2 separate regions of the Homo sapiens genome follow, and region 1 is linked to region 2. A link is a contact called in ENCODE Hi-C or POLR2A ChIA-PET data. All regions are on one chromosome and are shown on one strand. Each heading gives the region's core, a stretch centred on a gene start or an enhancer-like site at or near the end of the contact. The rest is flanking DNA. Distances are from core to core; before and after follow the strand shown.

Region 1 (2,700 bases), core at 26-2,525, 200 kb after region 2:
CAGCCTCCTGAGTAGCTGGGACTGCAGGTGTGCATCACAACGTCTAATTTTTGTTTTTTTCTGGAAGAGACAGGGTTTCATCATGTTGCTCAGGCTGGTCTTGAACTCCTGGGCTGAAGCAGTCTGCCCACCTTGGCCTCGCAAAGTGCTGGGATTACAGGTGTGAGCCACTGTGCCCACCAGGAGCAAATATTTTTGCTTGGAGGACCTTGGAGGAGGAGGTGGTGTTTGAGCTGAGACATGACCTGTGCCTCAGAATCATTTTCTCAGGCTGAGCAGCGAGGAAGCCCTGGGGAGGAGGAGGCCCCATCAGCCTGCATGGAAGCCATGTGGGAGGGCTGGGGTTAATGGAGGGCACAGCCTGAGCTGACCAGCAGCCGAGGGGGCCAGGAGGCCAGTCCAACCACAAAAAATGAGATCTCCTCCTCAGCATCAGTACAATAACCTCTAGCCACCCAGGAAGGCCACCTTGGCCTCAGGGCCAGAGTCAGGGAGCCCAGCCAAAGCTATTCTAACTGGGGGAGTTGGCAGCCACCAGCTTTTGGCTCACTAAGGCCCACTGACCAGCTTCAGAGTGAGGATGTCAGCCTGGGTTCCCAGCAGGGACCTGCAGGCTAGATTCCATGGTCTCCATTCTGTCCATGCCTGATGTTGTTCATCTGCACAGCCATAATCACAAATGGTGATGAGGGCACATGAAGATTCTATTCCAGGCCCCAGGGCAAATACACAGAGAAGCCCACCTGAGCCCCTCCTTGCCCCAGAATGGGGACAGACTTCACTGTTCCTTGGCACTGAGACTTGTGAGAAGGCCAGACTCACATGCCAGCAAGGCCAAATGGCCACATAGGTAACAGACATGGGGAAAATGGGCTGGAGTCCCCATAGGGAGTGGTGGGGGCTACAGTAGCCTAAAGGGTGGAGCCCCATCCAAAGGAGTGGCTGACCTCAGCTCCAGCAGACACTGCCATGTGGGAATATAGATTATCAAGAGAAGCGGGACCACCGGGGTTTCTATGTGAGATATCTAAGTTTTTGAGTGTTGGCCATTTTAAAACACCGCGTGGGTGTGCTCTTTGAATGCAATGCAGTGCATGCTCTCTGAGTCTTGATTTCTACAATCCTGTCCACTGCCAAGGTCTTTGTCTCATTGGATCCTCACTCCTGTTTTAGGGATGAGAAGCCTCATATTAGAAGCCCAGTAAGTGGCAGAGCTAGGATTTAAATCCGGGTCAGTTTTCCACCCAAACCAGCTCTCCCACCGTGCTGGCTCCGGGACATGAAAGACAGAGCCGAGAGAGTGTGGGCTGTGCTACAGGAGTAGGGGGTTGCTGCAGTGGGGCCTGAGGTCTCCGCTTGCTGCCTACCCGAAATCCCAGGAACTTTTTGTTACTGCGAGGCTCTATCGCCACCTAGTGGTCACGACTCAGCATTCAGGTTAGAGCAACCAGCACCTAGAGGAATAACAAACCCTTCCTCCCTCAAGTCCCTTAAGACTTCAGGCTGAACACCTAAAGTCTCTGACCCTTAAGTCTTTTATTTGAAAAATGGAGGAAAAAGTGTGCCTCCTTCCTGGGGGTTGTTAGGATTAAATAAGAGAATGCAAGTTAACTGCTTAGCATAGGGTAGCACAATGCCTGGCCTCTACTAAGGGATTAACACGTATCCACCATTATTATTAAAAGCAAAAGAAAGCCAGGCATGGTGGCTCACGCCTGTAACTCCAGCATTCTTGGAAGCCAAGGCAGGAGGATCGCCTGAGCCCAGGAGTTTGAGAGTATCCTGGGCAACATATTCAGACTCCATCTATGCAAAAAATAAAAAATTACCCAAGCATAGTAGTGCACATGTATGGTCCTAGCTACTTGAGAGGCTGAGGCAGGAGGATCACTTGAACCCTGGAGGTCAAGGCTGCAGTGAGCTGTGATTGCACCACCGCACTGCAGCCTGGGTGAGAGAGCAAGACCCGATCTCAAAAAATAAATAAATGCAAAGGCAAAAAGGCCATGGGCCACTCTGGCCAATGCCTGTGGTTATGCCAGTTCCAGGCAGGATGCGTCCAGCCCCACCCTGACAACTCCAGAGCTCTCCACCTCCCACTTGGCACCAGTTCAGTCTGGCCCAGTAGATAATGAGGAAGACCCTCAGAGCCCCCTTCTCTCCCCTGAAATCCTTAAATATCTCTCCAGGAGACTAATCATTGGGGCTTGGGACCACTATATCATCATTTCTTTTAGTGTGAACCTTAGGTTGTTACTATTTTTTCCTTTTTTTTCCTCTACTTTTGTCACAGTAGAGCCATTTTCCCATTATTTTGTTTCAAAGGCTAAGATTTAATAATGATTTTTGTTTGTTTGTTTGTTTTTTTGAGACAGAGTCTCACTCTGTCACCCGGGCTGGAGTGCAGTAGCGCGATCTTGGCTCACTGCAACCTCCACCTCCTGGGTTCAGGTGATTCTCCTGCCTCAGCCTCCCGAGTAGCTGAGACTACAGGCACCCGCCACCACGCCCGGCTAATTTTTTGTATTTTTAGTAGAGATGGGGTTTCACTATGTTGGCCAGGCTGGTCTCGAACTCCTGACCTTGTGATCCGCCCGCCTCGGCCTCCCAAATTCCCAACAGGGATTTGTCAGGGAGAATTCAAGGATGTAATCCCAAAGTGCTAGGATTACAGGTGTGAGCCACCGTGCCCGGCCATGA
Region 2 (2,700 bases), core at 135-2,634:
CAGTCAGATCTCATGACACTAATTTTAAATGGATCCATTAACCAAAAAGAACATATTGTAGTGATGTATAACCAGAGCTGGACAGTTAATTGCTGACTATGTTTTTGATTGTTAAGAAAGTGAATAAATCCCACAATTGTTCTTAATAGTTGCTAGGGTTTCTCAGATTTTGTTTTACAGGGTCTCTTTTCCCCTCTTACAATATCTCTAACTACGCAAAGGCCTCAGGACTTGAAAGGTTCAAGATTCTACAAACCCAGACTCCTAAGTCACTCCAGCACCCACCATCAGACCACCCTCTAAGCCATGCAAATGTGTATTACTCAGGATCCTAAACTCAGTGAGGATCTTCTCTTTGTTTATACTCACTACTAGCAGCTGGGCTTGCGGGGAAGAAGGAAAGGGGAGTGAATTCACTGCCTAAAGGATGAATTAACCAAAAACACCTAAGGGGAATTGAATACTGTGTACCTCTAATCAGTTCAGTCAGCAGGCACTTGTCAGGCAGGACCCAAAGGCCCCAGAGGTACAATTCATGTTCTCCAGTAGCTTACAGTGTAACTGGGGACAAGAATCATGTACATACAAGAAAATGTTTAGTAAAGTACCAATCAACATGAAAGTTGGCTAATAAGTAGCTATACGTAATGAGGGGCTGTCAGAGCTCAGAAGGAACAGACAGCTTTAGGCAATGTAGCCTAGCGGTTAGAAGCATGGTTTTGGCGGTCTGATAGAAGTATGTATGAATTCCATGTGTTCTAGGTTCTTAGTCTGTGATGTTAAGTACATTACTTGACACTTCTAAGCCTATGTTTCCACTGTATAAAATGAGGATAATAGTTGGACTTACCTCCTAGGGTTTTTGTGGAGGTTAATAAAATAATGCATATGAATAACTTAGTCCTACGCTTGATGCATGAAAGGTATTTAGAAAGTTCTAACTACTGTTGCTGCTGTATTCCTTTGTTACAATAGTGAAGACTGTAGCTGGGCCTGAATGGTGGTTAGAATTCACAAAGTAATAAAGATAGTACGTGCAAAGTGTAAAGGCAAAACTGTATAAGATGTGTTTCCAGCAGAGACATCTCATGGGAGTGGAGGGATCTGGGGCAGAAGAGTGTGTGATTGGGTTAGAAAGAGAGGTGGAAGCCGGTTGCTGGAGAGCCTTGACTGCGAGGAGCATGGGCTTTAGATGTAGGCACTGAGAATGTGGATGGCTTTTGCCCTGGGACAGATCACGGTGAAAACATTTGTTCTGGAAGGGGAACCGGGGACAGGAGGAGGTGGCAGAAGGAAAGGTCGGGGCAGGAGATGAGGCTGTAGTCCAATGTGAGGGTTTAGGCTCGTATCTCTCTCTCACGCTGTCTCTTGGGAGAGAGAAGCAGGAAGTGGAGAAAGAGGCCAAAGTAAGCAGTCCCTGGGGACAAAATCAACAGAGCTTCGCAGTCAGTGAGTTGCTAGAGGCCATGGAAAAGGAAGTGAAAAACGATTAGTTCCAAGTTCAGACAATACAGAGAATGATGGCAAATTCTCATAATCATTCATTCACACTATTTTTTGAGTGCCTTCTAAGTGCTAGTTCTGGGGGAAACAGCAGGGAGTAAGATATATCAATATAAATCTGTGAGCTCTGTCTTCTTGGAGCTTCCACTTCACAGAAATGGGAAGTTCAGGAGGAGGAGCCAGGCTTGGAAGATCCTGAGTTGGGTTGTAATCACATTGGGTGTGAAGTGATGTCAAGTCTTCTGTCAGCATTGTGGACAGAGCATCTTCTCTGTGTGAGGAAGTTTGTGATCTGACATCCTGTCCAGTTCCTGCTGGTTGAAGGACTTTGCTAAAGCCACGCTATGTCTCTGGTCCTCAGCTTCCTTGGTTTTAATAAGAGGGAGTCAGACTAAATAATCTTACAGCCCAAGAGAAAAACTCATGTGAGTAATTAGAACTGTAGGACCTGAGCTGAGGAGCTGATGCTTCATGGAGGAGAAGCATCTGGACAGAGGTGATAATGAAGCTGTATGTTTAAATATGCATCGGCACATGGAAAATAAGAGACATTTAGCACAAATTAAATTTCTATAAAACCTGCTAAGGAAACACTCCTCCTCCTACCAGTCCTCAGTTATGGAGATTGTCTACCTTGTGAATGATAAATAGCAAATTTTAAATCTCAGAGATGCATATCCTTGTCATCAGCTTGTTTGAGAACCACTACCCAGCCCCCAAGCCTGCTCCACCACAGTGTGTGAGCTCAGGGAATTCACACCATTCCACTATTACCTTAAAGACTAGAAGATAAACTGCTGGCATATCCAGCTTCAAACTGCATGCTATGTAAAATGACAACCAGTTGGGCCTATGTGTAACACCATACGCTTTACTACACGGAGAAAATAAAAAACTATCTGGTTTAAAAAATAATTTTGTAGTTTTGACGTATATTTTCTTTGCTTGCGCTGACATTTCCCTTCAAGAAAGAAGAGGCTGTGGCCAGGTGTGGTGGCTCATGCCTGTAATCCCAGCATTTTGGGAGGCCAAGGCGGGTGGATCACCTGAGGTCAGGAATTCGAGACCAGCCTGGCCAACATGGTGAAACCCCATCTGTACTAAAAATACAAAAATTAGCTGGGTGTGGTGGCAGGCACTTATAATCCCAGCTACTCGGGAGACTGAGGCAAGAGAACTGTTTGAACCCAGTAGGCA

Evidence for each region. Hi-C counts contacts between places; a loop is a spot of excess contacts on that map. ChIA-PET counts read pairs that join two places held with the same protein, here RNA polymerase II (POLR2A). Pooled maps may share reads with other maps.
Region 1: a map of K562 shows a loop between it and region 2 (2.2-fold over the local background). The contact joins two enhancer-like sites. A Hi-C loop is called at or near these places in 3 of 168 maps with a recorded cell type or tissue (Caco-2, K562 and endothelial cell of umbilical vein) and 8 of 50 pooled maps. POLR2A ChIA-PET finds 5 or more read pairs at or near these places in 1 of 52 experiments (T-cell).

The regions. Positions count from the first base shown.
Region 1 is chr5:168,678,351-168,681,050 of GRCh38, reverse strand. All of the region lies in intron 32 of SLIT3 (slit guidance ligand 3), which reads left to right. Among named protein-coding and RNA genes, the nearest start is that of SLIT3-AS2, 27 kb to the left of the region's middle. Within about 2 kb of position 1,275, at least 2 of the 41 ENCODE cell types and tissues checked have a DNase peak (open chromatin) inside an H3K27ac peak, as active enhancers do.
Region 2 is chr5:168,878,800-168,881,499 of GRCh38, reverse strand. All of the region lies in intron 5 of SLIT3 (slit guidance ligand 3), which reads left to right. Among named protein-coding and RNA genes, the nearest start is that of MIR218-2, 110 kb to the right of the region's middle. Within about 2 kb of position 1,384, at least 3 of the 41 ENCODE cell types and tissues checked have a DNase peak (open chromatin) inside an H3K27ac peak, as active enhancers do.